Linked DNA regions of Mus musculus: regions 2 and 3 are each linked to region 1. A link is a contact called in ENCODE Hi-C or POLR2A ChIA-PET data. All regions are on one chromosome and are shown on one strand. Each heading gives the region's core, a stretch centred on a gene start or an enhancer-like site at or near the end of the contact. The rest is flanking DNA. Distances are from core to core; before and after follow the strand shown.

Region 1 (5,117 bases), core at 1,291-3,790:
TAAGCTCCCAACCCACGTTTGTGCGTTGGTTGTCAGTATAACAATAAATGCCAAGTTTAGCATGTAACGTACATGAAAAAACACATTGCATTAACTATATTCTTTAAAAATTACTGCATTTGCCGGGCATGGTGGCACACGCCTTTAATCCCAGCACTCAGGAGTCAGAGGCAGGCAGATTTCTGAGTTCAAGGCCAGCCTGGTCTACAAAGTGAGTTCCAGGACAGCCAGGGCTACACAGAGGAACCCTGTCTCGAAAAATCAAAAAAAAAAAAAAATCACTGCATTTATCATGTGTGAGCGCATGTGTGGCACGGTTAATGTGTGGAGGTCAAAGAGCAGTTTTGGGGAGTCCGTTCTCTTCTTCTGCTGTGTGGATCCTGGGTATCGAATTCATGTTTTGAGCCTTGACAACAGCCCAACATCAACTGCATTCTCTCTATTGGGTATGTATTTAGATAAACTGTAGCAGCAATACAATCTGAAAAAAAGAAAATACATTTTGGCCAGTTGTGATCCCAGCCCTCAGGAAGCTAAAGCTAGAGGCTTCTTGTGAGTTTGAGATCAGTCTGGCCTACAGAGTACATTCCAAGTCAGCTGGAACTGGACAGAAACAAACACAAAACAATCCAAAAAAACCCCACAAAAACCCAGGAGGGCTTAAAGTTTCCAAGTGCTGGGATCACAGGCATGTACCATCTGTTCTAGCAACAACCTAAATGGTTTGTGTGTAAGTGCATGTGTGTATGTGTGTGTGCATGGATGCACACTCTCGTGCATGTGTGTGTTCGCATGCCTGTGGAGGCCAGAGGACAACTTCTGGTATTGTGACTCAGCTGTTGTTTACTTATTAGAAAAATTTAGAGATTTTATTTTTGCAATTTTAAAATTATGTTTTTGTGTGTGTGCCTGGGCATGGGTGTGTGCATATGAATATGTGTCCATAGAGTCCAGAAGAGGGTGCCAGATCCCTTGGAGCTGGAGTTACAGGTTAGCTACTAAAAATGGGTGCTAGGAATTGTACTGGAGTTCTCTGGAAGAGCAGCCAGTGCCAGGGATCTGTCTGTCTCTGCCTCCCAGCACTGACATTACAAATCTATGCTACTATGCCCAGCTTTTTTTTTTTTTTTTTTTTTTTTTGGTAGCATCTCTCTATTATGAATCTCTGGCTGTCCTGGAATTCACTATTTAGACCAGGCTGGCCTCGAACTTGCAGAGATCTACCTGTCTTCCCCCCATCACCCACTTGTACGAGATGCTTTTAAAGCTTCCCAACTAAATAGCTTATTCACCTTTTTTGGACCCACAGGATTTTGAGCTGCTCTTGGGGCTCTTCAAGGCACAAAATACAGGGTCAAAGCTCATTCCCACTTAATTTGAACTTAGGTTGAATTTAACACTGACAAGCTTATGTGAAGGTTTCTACTAGCCAGAATTTAGATCGAGAACCACATCAACAGTTATTAATGAAGAAGTCATTCTGATACACATATCTGGTACTGTCACGGAAGCTGGGATACCTATGGGGCACCCCATGGGGGTTTCTATGTATTTTCTTTTATAAAACTTTCTAACTTGGAAATTCTAAACATTTCCTATCCCATCTCAGTAAATGTAAGGTTTCTACTAATAGTTGAAGATAGTCTTTCTCTCTTTCCTCTCTTTAAATTCAAGTACTGATTTTGTGCCTTATACATGCCAGCTGTGCGGCCACCACTGGGAATTTAACAGTGAACAAGACATCAGCGGTTTCCTTTCCATTCTCACACCTACTTTATTGTGCTATAATTCACATACCATACAGTCCACTAAGGCGCACAATTCAATGGTTTTAGTATATACATGGAGTTGTACATCTATCACCCACCAAAAGAAACCCCATGGCAATGATGTCACTTCTAATCCCCGCCCCTGTGAAAATTTGCGGGTCAAATAAATGGCTCACATCCAAGTGTCAGGAGACAAAGCAAATCACTGTTGGTAAAGGTCAAAACTGAGACGGGTCTTCCTGGCCACCTGCACCACCAGTGCCCTCATGACACTAAGGCATCTTGTGATCAATTGGCGTGTGTGTGTGTGTGTGTGTGTGTGTGTGTGTGTGTGTGTGTGTGTGTATACAATGCTTTAAAAGACACACACAGCTTCCGGTAGCGAACCGCAGCGTGCTCCACCTGAGAACAAACAGCAAGGCACCACGTCCCGAGCCACACCCGTGCCCCAGCAGCACGCAGGAAGACACCGACTTCGCGCTGGCGCAGACTCGGCTTCCGATTGGCCAGGCCTGTCCAAGGGCCCGCCTTCCGCACGCTGTGGGCTTAGCTAACCTAGGGTCACTGTCTTCGGGAGCCGCCGCGCGGGCTGAGCACAGAAAGCAGCCTTCAGCCGGTTCTCGGCCGGAGAAGGCTACGGTCCTTTTTTGACAAGGCCAGGCCCTGGGCTGTTCTAGGGGGCTCACAAGTCATTCTTTGTCCATTCTCTGCTCAGAAGGGAGGAGCTTCGCCTGCTCCCGCCCCGGAAGCGGAAGTGCAGGCATCAGGGGGTTCTGTCCACGGTGAGCCCGGCCCGTGTTGCAGCGGTCCCTCTTGGTGGTTCTATCGCGCCCTCTTGGCTGCTAGTTGTCGCGCTCTCCATCTCACCATGCTGTCTCTAGACTTTCTAGACGATGTGCGGCGGATGAACAAGAGGCAGGTGAGACGGGCCGCCCTCTCTCTCTCTGCCAGGGTTCCTCTGGTCTCTTTGCCGTTGCGGGGCGCCCCGCGGATCTCTGGGCGGGATTGAGGGCCTGCGTGGGTCGGTTGCCTGTATGGATCATTTCTTTCTTTGCAGACTGTAGGTAGCCAAGACCTCTTTGCCCCCATTCATAGCACCAGATTCGGGGGACCGAGAGGGAAGGAGAGAACCTTTGCGATCCCTTCCCCCCGAGGAGGCAGGGGAGTAAGTGAAAACTATAGGGCGCTTTGTAAGTGGGAGTTTGGGACACTGTAAAGCGGCAGACTTAACCGTTTCTGGTGGGGCTCTGGGGAAAGCCATTACAGGTCCCACAGGAGCCGTTGTGTTGCTTTCATTGTGTAGCCACCTTTCAGCCCAGCTAGACCTCAGTGAGCTTCATCCATTTTAACTAGGGTCACTCTAAGCTCGGAGTTGAATCTGTTATACCACTTGTGTGCCAGTTTCCTTGGCAGAAAGGTGACAGTCCACTGAATCTTTGATGATAGATGTCAGTGGAACAGAAATCTTGAAACTTAAATCAGATTTTATCCTTCAGTCTTGCTGTCTTCTAGCTCATGTGTTAGAAGGTACTGAGAACACGGTCACCTTTTTGTCTCCTGAACCGAATGTTCTGGTAGCAATTGACCTTTTCCCTGCCTCCCTACCCCCCTCGTATTTTGGTATTAAGAATTGTCTCATTTAAAGATTTGGTTTATTTTGGAACAGGACTTTGTTTTGCCCTGTTTATAATTATTACATAGAAAAGTAGGTCCGTCTCTTCTTAGACATACATACAAAATTGTGAGACATTCCAGTCAGAACAGCTTTAAGGAGTAGCTGTCACTTAACTGTCTTCTGTATGGACTCCTATTTCGGTGATGGGGATCAATACCAGGGCCTTGCATTCATCACAGGCTACCAGAACCGCGCTTCTAGTTTTGAAAGACCTTATTTTTATTACTTTATTTCGAGACAGAGTCTTGCTATGTAGTCCTCCTGCCTCAGCCTCATGAGAGGTAGATTTATAGATATATGTCACAACATGGCATCACTGGCTGGTATGACTCTGCCCTGTTGCCTGGAACTCACCGTGTAGCCCAAGCTGGCTTTGAGCTGGACTCCTGCCTTCGCATCTTGAGTCAGGGTAAATAACCGTATTTTCTTTTTTAAGTTTGTTTGATTGTTTTTCAAATGTGCTGAAAATCATTCCTAGCACTAGGCAAGTGATCTGTCACTGAGCACATGTATCCTCCATCTGGAAAGACCTTTTCTTCCTTCCTTCCTTTCTTTCTCCTCCTCCTCCTCCTCCTTCTCCTCCTTTTTTTTTTTTTTTTTTTAGATAAGGCCTCACATGTAGATGAGGCTGGTTTGGAAATCAGAGATCCACCTGCCTCTGCCTCAGCCTCTCTCTGCCTCTGCCTCCCAAATACTGGGATTGAAGGCATATTGGTGACACCATCCTCTCTTATTCCATTCCCAGAAATTTTGTGTATGTGTATTGCTGGTGATCATACTCAGGGCCTTTCATGTTCTTTGTTTGTTTTGAGACAGGGTTTCTCGTCCTGTTCTTGAACTTATTCTGTAGACCAGGCCAGCCTGGCACTCTGCCTGTCTCTGCCTCCCGAGTGCTAGAATTTAAAAGCATATGCAGCCAACTACCTCCCCAACCCCAACCTGGTCTTTCAGTTTCTAAGCATGTGCTCTTCCAGTAAATTATACCTGTAACCCTTGTTTTTAAAATTCTTTACTTTTAAGAAGTGTGCATGTTCACCATGTGTGTGTCTGCTGCGGGTGAGGCCAGAAGGCGGCACTGGGCCCTGTGGAGCTGGCCTCACAGTTGTGAGCCGCCATGTGGACACTGAAAACCAAAGCTAGATCTTTTGCAAGAGGAGCAAGTGCTCTCAACTGCCAAGCTGTGTCTCCTGCCCTTTACTTATTTTTTGTTATTATTGAGTGTGTGTGAATATGGGTATGCAGAGCTACAGACTGCATGTGACAATGGACAACTTGTGGTAGTTGGTTCTCTTCTACCACCTTCTTGAGGCAGGGTCTCACTTGTTCCTGCCATTTTGAGTACCCCAGAGTAGCTGGTCCTTGAGCTCCCTTTTAGAGTATATTTATTTTGTGTGTGCATATGTGTGTATGGGTGTGAGTGTGCCATGGTGAACGCGTGGAAGTTAGAGATTGACTTGGCAGAATCAGCTCTTTCTGCCAGGGACTCAGGGATTGAACTCAGGTCATCAGGCTTGGCACAGCGCCTTCACCAGTTGAGCTATGCTGTTGCTCGCCCCTGGCGTTTTGAAAGACAGCTTTTCTTGAACCAAGCACGATAGTACACATCTATAATTCCAGCATTTGGAAGGCTGAGCCAACCTGGGCAACATAATTGAAAGCTGGCATGCAATTAA
Region 2 (5,117 bases), core at 1,192-3,691, 58 kb after region 1:
GTGTGGGTGTAGGGGGGAAAACTGGCTGTGGTGGCATGTGTTTATTATAATTCCAGTAGGGAGACAGAGACAGGCAGATCCCTAGGGCTTGTGGCTGCCTAGCCTCGTCAAATTGATGAGTTCCGGGCCAATGAAAAGACTCTAACAGAAGACAGGGTACACTGTGCCTGGACAATGGTACCTAAGGTTACCTCACTGATTCCACACAAGCACCTCAGGCCTGTACAACTACCCCATACGATGCGGACACATCCCCACACCGCTGCAGCCGCAGCCTTCTCGGTGGCTGGCCTCTGAGTGTCTTGTGATAGAGGAAGTCCTCCAAGGAAGAGTAGGGTCACACCTCTCTTTGCACGTTCTTCTCCAGGCTTTGATGGGACAGTACAAATCTATGATGTCACATCATGGGATGGAAAGAAAACCCAAGCGGAGCCTCTCTTCACTCACAAAGGCCACATCTTCCTGGATGGAAATGACGTAGACTCTGCTCCTCTGGTCACCACCCATACCTGGCACCCTCGCAAACCCAGAACTTTGTTATCAGCAGCAAGTGATTCTTCTCTGCATGTGTGGGACTGGGTGGACCTCCAGGCCTCCTGATGACACAGCAGCTGCCCTCATGGGCCTCTGAGAAGAGGAGTTGTTTGAGAGGCTGACATGGACTGTGAGTGAACACAGCTCTACCACAGCCGTTGGCTTCAGGCAAGCTAGCCTGCCCTTCTTGTCCCTTTTTCTTACCTGTAAAATGAAGGTGTAGTAGGTACCACCTAGTGCTGTGGGGAGCATCACAAGAAAATTACCTGAGAACAGTTGGTAGGGCGCACGGCATAACATGGCTGGAAGCGACCATTGCCTCTAGGAGCCCTGCGTCTCCAGGTGTATAGCAGCAGGCTGTGTTCCTGTCTTCACAGCATCATGGTGAGAATCAGGAGAGCTGGAGTGTGAATGTGGGTGTGAACTTTCTCACAGAAGGAATCGATGTCTCAGGGCCAATAAACATCAAAAAGAATACAAGTAAGAAGCAATTAGCAATTTACTTAGTTTTTGTACACAAGACTGGACTGGACTGAGCCTACTGTTCTGAGTTATGCCCCAACTGCTTTCTTTTACTTCTTCCTATTTTGTGTGTGTGTGTGTGTGTGTGTGTGTGTGTGTGTGTGTGTGTGTGTGTGTTCGTGTTCATTACTTGCACGAGGGTGCACGTGCTTGGGTGTGCACACTCATGAGTATAGGCACCAAGAAGTGCTGGGAAGGTGGAGTCATCCCGAGGCCTCTGCTTTGCTAAAGGATGCACCTTGCTTTCCTCGTGCACACGTGACCTCTGCATGCTGACTGGAGTAAGCTCTGTCTTCCACTCTGGTGGATAAGGGTCCCTTCCTTATGACCTTGTTTAGCCTTAGTTCCTAGACCCCTCTCCAAATCTAGTCTCTCGGGGTAGGGACTTCAGTGTATGAATTTGCAAGGGGTACACACTTCTGTCCACAGCACTTAAAAATAATGGGGGGATAAGAAAAGTCTAACAGCTTTTTTTATAATAAATTTTTTTAAGATGTATTTATTTTGTGTGTATGAGTACACTGTAGCTGTACAGATGGTTGTGTGCCATCGTGTGGTTGCTGGGAATTGAATTTAGGACCTCTGTTCGCTCCAGTCAGCCCCGCTCACTCTGGCCCAAAGATTTATTATTATTATAAGTTAAGTACACTGTAGCTGTCTTCAGACACACCAGAAGAGGGAGTCAGATCTCATTACGGATGGTTGTGAGCCACCATGTGGTTGCTAGGATTTGAACTCACGACCTCTGGAAGAGCAGTCGGTGTTCTTAACCTCTGAGACATCTCTCCAGCCCCCATTGTTCACTTTTTTTTTTTTTTTTTTCCTTTTTGGTTTTTCAAGACAGGGTTTCTCTGTGTAGCCCTGGCTGTCCTGGAACTCACTCTGTAGACCAGGCTGGCCTCGAACTCAGAAATCCGCCTGCTTCTGCCTCCCGGGTGCTTCACAACAGGATCACGTTCAGAGTTTGGGAAGCATCCTCTGTCATCCTCGCCCCCCCGCCCCGAAGCTCACCCCGCGGCTCCCTCTACTCTGTTCAGTGGTGACACACTGATAGCTTGAAGTTGGCCTTGGTGGGAGGATTTACATCTCAGAAGCTGGCAGATATTACAAAGCAGATATCCGGGTTACAGCAGCCCAGCTGCACGCTAGTATTTCACTGGGAAAGCTGAGTAATTTAGAAGTCGGTTGTGAATGTAGAAGGTGCTTTGCTGAACTGTATCAGCCAGGGCCCGACCAGGAAGTGCAGACGCACACCCGCACACCCACGGGGTGACTGAGCTGCAGTTTGGGGCTGCAGAGGAAGTGAAGGAAGGGAAGCTTGCTAAGGTAGGTTCACAGCTGCAGGAAGTCGGGGCCAGAGGCCTCCAGGTAAGAACTGCAGGTGTCTTGTCTGACCAGAGCCCAGTTCCTAGGCCCAGAGAAAAGAGGGCCAACTGCTACAGAAAGTAGAGTGACAGGAGATCGGGATGGGCTCAGAGATTCACAGAGGCGACACAGACTTCCCTTCAGATGAGCTATGTGAGGAAAAGCCACCGATGGTGGTGGTGGGGAAAGCATTAGCTGAAGGAGAACACCAGGACTATGTGGGCCTTAAAGACTGTGAGAGCCTTCCCTTCAAGTCCCTGGACAGTGGAGTTAGGACACTGTCTGTAGCTGGCTCTGTTTCGTTTTCTTTTTTAGTTCTACATCTTGTGACCTAGCCTAGCCAGGTCTGTGTGCTGGGAGTCAGGAGAGCACAGGCAAAAACAAGCTAGAATTCAGTGCATTGTTCCCTCCCTCACTCCTCCCTCCCACCCCCAGGCTAGGGAAAGGGGCGGGGCTAGGCATGCTTACAGCGGCTGGTGGGAGGGAGACTGTTAGGCTCTGTCCCAGAGAGAGGGAGAGGGGCTGGGTTTGGAGGCAGCTGTGGAAACAGTGATGCTGTAGGCTCCATCTGTCTCACTTAGCCATTCCTGAATGCCATGCCGCACCAGCCTAGGTGTTATAACGAGATGCTGAACTGTATCCATAGGGCCTCCATTAGAGAAGGGGCGCATGGCCTGCAGCATGGGCCCAGTCACACACGGGCCTGGAGAGAGTAGGCTCGCACAGGGAAGGTGACAGTTGAGTTGTATCCTGTGTTCGGGCAGAAGGGACATCATTGTTAAGGACAGAGCCCCTACCCTAGGAGTAAATGGGAATACAACTGAGAAAGCGGGCTTGGGGTCTGTCAGTGAGGCATGCAGGGGCATGGAGGGTGGTCCTAGATTGTGCTAGGCAGCAGGAAGAGTGAGCACGCAGACACAGATGCACTTAACACACAGAGCCGAACACAGCTGGTCAGACACATGGCTGTCCTTGGACAAAATGGATGGCAGGAAACGAACCAACCCAGAGGACAGATTGTGCGGGTGCCTGCCTGGACCGGACTGTACCTACAGCAGGCAAAGTCCCAGGGACTCAGCAAGGACACTGAGGTCAGGGCTACAAGAGGGGGGATGGGAATGATTGTCTAATAGATGAGGAATCTTAGGCTTGGAGCTGGAAAGGTGACTCAGAGGCTAAGAGCTCCTGGTGCTCTTGGAGAGGACCCGGCACCCACACCTGTCTGTACCTCACTCCAGAGGGATCCACCGCCCTCTTCTGCCCTCTGCAGGCACCTGTGTGCACACATACACATAAATAATTTTTTAAAAATCTTTAAAAGGCATTCTAAAATAAATCTATGCCACTTTTGTTTTCTGCCCTTGGAAGAAACAAAAATTCTAACTTAATTTCTGGAATATTCCTTTTAAAAATGATCTCCGGGGCTGGAGAGATGGCTCAGCGGTTAAGAGCACTGACTGCTCTTCCGAAGGTCCTGAGTTCAAATCCCAGCAACCACATAGTGGCTCACAACCATCCGTAATGAGATCTGGCGCCCTCTTCTGGAGTGTCTGAAGACAGCTACAGTGTACTTATATACATACAATAAATAAATAAATCTTTTTTAAAAAATGATCTCCAATGACAGGTGTTCTGAAGTCTCGAAGGCTGCAAATAGCCATCCATTGAAAGTACTGGACTGGAAAGAGAAAACTGAATAGAGCCAGGTCTCCGAGGAAGCCAGATGCTCTATAGACAGTGCTGCTGTCGGCCCCTGCTAAGCAATGTGTAGAGCACCATGTCCCAGGAGTGTGCAGGTTAGGTGTGAAGCTTTCTAAAGTGCTCTCAGAGGCCAGGCCTGGTGGCCTAGCCCTCCATCCCAGCAGGTGGACACCTCTGTGTGGTCTACACACTGAGTGCTGGGCCAGTCAGGGCTACAGAGTAAAGTTCCTGTCTCAAAATACAAAGTAGCATGAAGACATTTTGTAACCCAATTATTTATCATTTATTTATATGATGTGTGTGTGTGTTTTATATGTGCACAGGCTGAAGCATGCCTGTGGAGATCAGAGGGCACAGGGCACCTTGGGTACTGGTCCCCGTCTTCCACTGTGTTTGAGGCAGGCTCTCTTCTGGTTCACTGCTGTATACTCAGGCCGCCTGGCCCTTGAGCTTCTGGGATTCTCCCATCTGCTCCCACCAAGCCAAAGGTGCAAGGATTACAGATGCACACACTGTGCCTGGGGGGCAAACTCAGGGCCACATGTTTGCCAGAAGCTCTCCTCCCTCTGAGCCATCTCCCCAGCTCTTTAGAAAGTGTGTGTGTGTGTGTGTGTGTGTGTGTGTGTGTGTGTGTGTGCGCGCGCGCACGTGCAGTCACATGTGAATTGCCTTGTCATAGGGCACATAAGGAGGTCAGAGGGCACCGAGGTAGCAGTCCTCACCTTCTGCCTTACCTGAGACAGGCGTTCTCTGTTCTTTTCTCACTGTGTACACCTGGCTCCGTGGCCCAGTGTTTTACCCACTGAGCCATCTCCCCAGCCCTAAATTCTTAAACTCAAAGAACTTCTGGAATACTCAAGCAACAAAGCCCAACAAAATGGTGTTTTCAACAGACAAGTTTCATCTGCGAGGGCTCTTCCTGCTCTGTGTCCGTGCTGTTATTAGAAAGAGACAAGAAGGCATGATGGTGCACGCCTTTAATCCCAACACTTGGG
Region 3 (5,117 bases), core at 1,406-3,905, 46 kb before region 1:
AGCACCTCACCCTCTGAGCTTGTTTCCTAGTAAAATGGACATGAGAACCTTGTCTCCTAGGGTGTAGAGTAGTAAGGTAATATACACAAAAACCATTCCCATGGGTTCTCCCACACAGCAGACACTCAGAAATGCTACCTCATTTTCCCTTCCTAAAAGCTGTAAAGACCTTACAGAGGACAGGATGTCCCCTATACTTGAGCTGTTAAACAGAGAAGAAATCCTTGCCTTATCTAAGTCAGAACAGAGCTGGGGCCAGGGGCCTTATAAAATGCAAATACTCCTAATTACCCTAAGCTACAATTCAAACTAAAGAGGGAAAATGTCCCCCCTACACCACAGGCCTGGGTGATCAGACAGGCCCAGCTCTCCACAGACCTTTATCTCCCCTCTCCCCTCTCTTTCTTCCTCTAGCCTCACGAACCTCTTTCACTTCCTCCAAGTTGCCAAACTGAGTGCTGCTCCCCACATGGTTAACGCTTAAGCCTTCTTTGGGTCATATGGTGCTTCTTCAGGGAAGGCTTCCCTGAGCCCCCAATTCAAATTATTCTCTTTCCTCATCTTTTTCCCCCTTGAACTCATCAGAGTTTATAAATTTGATGTTGCCATTTCCTTCAGAGTATTGTTCTAAAAACTACTCTGGGGCTAGGACTCAGAGGAGAGGCAGAGTCTGTGCTTAGCAAGACTCTTACTAAGGCTGGACTGATTTCCCCCACTGCAAAAACAAACCACCAACCTGCAGCACACACACACACACACACACACACAGAGAGAGAGAGAGAGAGAGAGAGAGAGAGAGAGAGCTGGCTCACACATAGAGCCCTTCTTAGGGCCTCTGCCATTGTAATATTAACTAAATCCTCACTGAGCCTAAGAGTGATGGTTATCCCAGCATTCAAGAGGCTGAGGCAGGAAGATCTAGATAGGCCAGTCAGGAAGACATAGTTAAACTGTATATACAAAGAATAAAACAAAAAACTGCCACCTCCCTTTGCCTCAGATTCAACTCTCTTTCTTTTCCTCTTCCCTGTTAGTATCTGGTTCTTTGTAACACACTCCGTGTTTACTAGACCCTGTCCTTACTGTCTTCCCACATGTTAGAAGGAAAGCTGTACAAGGACAGTTAGTTTTCATTGCTCGCCACATGGAAAACATGTATTTGTTGACAAATATTTTCTTATTTCTGGACTTTGTCTCTAGGTCAAGATCTCCCACACTAAAGTGGAGGTATCTTTCTGGTTGACACAGTATCTCCAAAACCTAGTTCTGTCATGGCGCATACTACAAATACTCAGAAAAAAAAATGTTTTCAGTTAGGCATGGTTGCCTGAAGTCCCAACTACGGGGGAGGTTTAAGACCGGAGCTTGGTGGCCAACCTGGTTAAAAGTGGAGATGGGGGGAGGGGTAATGAACCAAAGCCATCTTCAGTGGAGCTGTAGAAATGGTCCAAAAAAAAAAAAAAAAAAAAAAAAGCACCAGGCTCCTTTCTCTTTCCCACTGTAATGTACCTGTCAGTTTAGCAAATAGACTTCTGAAGTCCCACTCAGCACCCATCAGGCCAAGCACATTGTGTGCTCAGCCGGTGTACACCTGACACAATCACACTCTAGCTCCTACACGAGCACAGGCCACGGGCAAACCCTGGTCCAAACCCATTTTACCCACCCGAATCCCACTCTCCTAAAGCAGAAACTATCTAGGCTTGTCCTGGCTACAAAGCATGCTCCCTGGGTGGGCCTGTAGGTTGTTTCAACCCTGGACTTTTAATGTCACCTCTGGTCTGCTCGTAAAAATAGTTAAAAAAAAAAAAAAATACCTGACCACCTCCAATAATCTTAGGTTCTCAAGAGCAGGCATACCTAAGGTCATACGGACCCCTCCCCCTCACAAAAGCTGCTTCAAGGCCAGGAGGCCATCTGTCCAGCAGACGCTCTCCTGTCCTCCCCCTCCCCGGGTCACACGGAGCCTTTCCCCACTAGCCCCTCGGTTGGCAGGAAGAGACCCCGCAGAGAAATCAGTTCAAGCCTGATCAACAGGCCTGGTCACCCCCCCCTAAGCACCCCAACTCTGGAGGAGGAAGACTTGTCTGCCCCGGGAGAAGGAACCCCCGGGGTCAGAACTTGGGCGAGGCTGAGGGGGAGACTGAGGGGCGCCGAGGAGGGCCGATGTTCTAAGTGTCTGCCCAGTGACGGCGCCAGGTCCTCGCGCGGCGGGGACCGTGGAGCTGACAGGGCGTCCCAGCCTGGTGAAGTGCACCGTTATCCCTGCCTGGGCCGGGGGCTCGGCGGGCGGCCGCCTGTCGCGCGCGGGACGACAGCGGAGTGCCCGGGCCGCCCCGATCGGCGGGCGGCGGCGGCGGAAGGGGTCCGGGCCGGGGGCGGGGTAGGGTGGTGGCCAGGGCCCGCCTGGCGGCGATCGGGGGAAGTGGCTGCCGCCTGGGGCGGCGGGCAGGGTCCACCAGGCTGCAGGGCCGGGCCGCGGCGCGGGCAGAGCCCGCTCCTCTCAGACTCCCCTGCCCGAGCTGGAGCGGCCCGGATGGTGGCCTCGCCCCGTCCAGGCGGCGGGGGGCGCTTACCTGGCGGCGGCGGCGGCGGCGGCAGCGACAGGCCCCGGGCTCGGCCGCGCGCGTCCCCAGCGCCGGCTGCGGGAGCCACAACATGGCGACGGCGGTGGCGGGCGGGGCTGCGGCTCCGGGGGCGGAGCGGGGGCGGGAGCCGGGCTGGCGGCGGGACCTGGCTGAGGCCGCGGGTGGGAAGGGCGGGCGGAAGGCGACTCGGGCCTGGGCACCGGCCAGGGCGGTGCGGCTATAGAGCTGCCCCGGCCCGGCCCGGCCCGGCCTGGCCTGGCCCGGCCCCGCGCCTTCCGCCTCCCTCCCGCCTCAGGCTGGTGCGACCCTGGCTACGCTGACTCCGGGGAGGGGCGGGGCGAGGACGGCGCAGGCAGGACCGGGACTCCGACCTGGGCTGGCTCCCGCCGCCCTTGGCGCGGCCTCTCCCGGCCACCTGGGCCCGGGAAGCTCGGACGCGCCTCTGAGGCCTCGGTGCGGCCCAGGCCGCCTGCCGGAGGGACGCGTTGTACCTTCGCGGCTATGGGCCGACCGGACGCCGAGCGCCTCAAGAGCTCGGAAGAAGTCGTCTTCGCGGAGAGCTGGGCGAGTCGGGCCTAGGCAGCACTGCTAAGTGAAAGGAAGCAGGAGGGCAGTGGGCCTGGGCACTCAGGTGCGCCTTAAATGGCTACTCGTCGCAGGATGGAAGGACATGCTTGCGGGCGCGGGGCGCTCAGACGTGTTACCTCTGGGGGAGCCAAGGGACGCTCGGAGAGTGGAATGGAGGTGGAGGGGTTGGGGTGGAGGGAGCTGATAACCTCTCAGGGTGGACTGGCAATTCGCAGGCTCACCAGGGAGGCTGTGACTCCAGGGCAAGAACTCGGAGAGGCGGCCGACAAAAAAATTACCAAGTTGACCCGCAGGACTTTCCAAGAACCTGGAGTCCCTTGGGGACGCGATAGTAAGGCAGCAGGGTCGGACGGTGGGAACTGGCAGGCCAGTTCTGGTGCCAGGCAGGATTGCTAAGCATGAGCAAATTCCTCCCGAAGAAACCAGGAAAAAGCCCACACTTGGCAAAAGGGCCAGAGCTGACATTCAGCTGAGTCTGCTGTGTGCCAGGACCCGACAGAACCCAACACCTGCATGAGGAGTGCGGTAGTGATGAAGGAGTGAAGGCAGTTACGAGAAATTATTCTTTCCAGAAGTTTGGCAGGGAGAGGAAGGGAAAACTAGCCTCCATCTTAAGAAGGAGTAAAAAGAAAGGTTTGTTTCATTTGTTCCAGTTTGAGAGAGAGCGAGAGCTCAAGGAGCCAAAGACAGAGTCATTTATAGTTTATATCCCAGAAAGATGGGAAATGGGGAAGAGGAAGTCCAAGGAAAAGGCGTGTTGTCCAACAAGATTCGAAAGATGAATAAAGATAGAAATATTTGTCCCGTGCGGTAGTGCATGTGTGTAATCCCAGCTCTTGGGAGAATGAGGCAAGATGATTTTGAGTTCAAGAGCAGCTGGGGTTACACATTGAAAGACCGCCTTAAAAGCCAAGAAAGAAAGGATCTTGTTTATTTGAGGCAGGTTTTCTCTATGTGTAGCTCTGGCTGTCCTAGGACTTGCTCTGTAGACCAAATTACCTTCCAACTCCAGAGACCCACTACCTCTGCTTTGTGGCGCTGGGATAGAAGGTATGCACCACTATGCCTGGCAGGACTTTTTATTTATTGTAAGTTAGGGAGGCATGCAATTTTCCACAGATGAGCTACCAGGATAATCCTAGATGGTATCCATAAACAGCTAAATTCTCTGTCTTTAATCTCTGGCTACAGTTGGTTCAAAACCCCATACTATGGTGGCATGAATCCCTGTAATCTCGGCATTCTACTCCTGAAGGTGGGATAATCAGGATTTTAACGCTCATCTTGGTTTTATGTATATATCCACCTTGAGACCAGCTTGAGCTACAGGAGACCTTGTCCCACCGCCGCCTCCCCAAAACACAAGAACAAAACCTGTACCACTTAATAGAGAAAATGGCATACTCAGCAAATCTGATATCTGTAGAAGTTTCTGAGGTACTTTCCCCCCCTAAATGTCTGTAGTCCCAACTTGTTTGTTTTGTGTGCATTCCTGTGTGTGAGTGGCGGTCAGACTCAGGAGTCAGTGTTCTGCTTCTGCCATGTGAGTCCCAGAGATTGAACTTGGGTCATAAGGCTTGGCAGCAAGAGTCCTTGTGCACTAAGCCATTGTACCAGCACTATCCCTAAACCTCTTGTTGAAAGAAACAAAACAACAAAAAGCCCTTTCCTTTTCAGAAAATTTGTCTCCATTCCCTGGTTATCACTCCGTTTATCCCTCCTCCGCCCAAATAATGTGCTACACCTGTGAACAAAATGCCCCAAATTAAAACGTGTTAAATTAGTTTATTTGTAGCCATTAAACCATGGTGAGGGGCTGGAGAGCTGGCTCAGTGGTTAAGAGTGTAGGCTGCTCTTGCAGAGGACCTGAGTTTGATTCCCAGCACTCACATCAAGCAGCCTGCTTCTGACCTTTATGGGCACTGGTGTTTGTGTGCATGT

Evidence for each region. Hi-C counts contacts between places; a loop is a spot of excess contacts on that map. ChIA-PET counts read pairs that join two places held with the same protein, here RNA polymerase II (POLR2A).
Region 2: a map of left cerebral cortex shows a loop between it and region 1 (2.3-fold over the local background). The contact joins the enhancer-like site here to the promoter of Sec11a in region 1. A Hi-C loop is called at or near these places in 3 of 37 maps with a recorded cell type or tissue (gastrocnemius, left cerebral cortex and v-Abl transformed pro-B cells). POLR2A ChIA-PET finds 5 or more read pairs at or near these places in 4 of 5 experiments (Patski and embryonic stem cell).
Region 3: a map of heart shows a loop between it and region 1 (3-fold over the local background). The contact joins the promoter of Zfp592 here to the promoter of Sec11a in region 1. A Hi-C loop is called at or near these places in 12 of 37 maps with a recorded cell type or tissue (T-helper 2 cell, adrenal gland, gastrocnemius and 3 more). POLR2A ChIA-PET finds 5 or more read pairs at or near these places in 4 of 5 experiments (Patski and embryonic stem cell).

What each region holds. Positions count from the first base shown.
Region 1 is chr7:80,944,973-80,950,089 of GRCm38, reverse strand. It overlaps Sec11a (SEC11 homolog A, signal peptidase complex subunit), which reads left to right and starts at 2,540. Exons shown (of 6, transcript NM_019951.1): 1 at 2,540-2,688. The coding sequence starts at 2,638.
Region 2 is chr7:80,887,160-80,892,276 of GRCm38, reverse strand. Wdr73 (WD repeat domain 73) reads left to right here. Exons shown (of 8, transcript NM_028026.2): 8 at 368-1,554. The coding sequence ends at 600. Among named protein-coding and RNA genes, the nearest start is that of Gm32112, 3.7 kb to the left of the region's middle. Within about 2 kb of position 2,441, at least 1 of the 3 ENCODE cell types and tissues checked has a DNase peak (open chromatin) inside an H3K27ac peak, as active enhancers do.
Region 3 is chr7:80,991,222-80,996,338 of GRCm38, reverse strand. It overlaps Zfp592 (zinc finger protein 592), which reads right to left and starts at 2,655. Exons shown (of 10, transcript NM_178707.4): 1 at 2,577-2,655.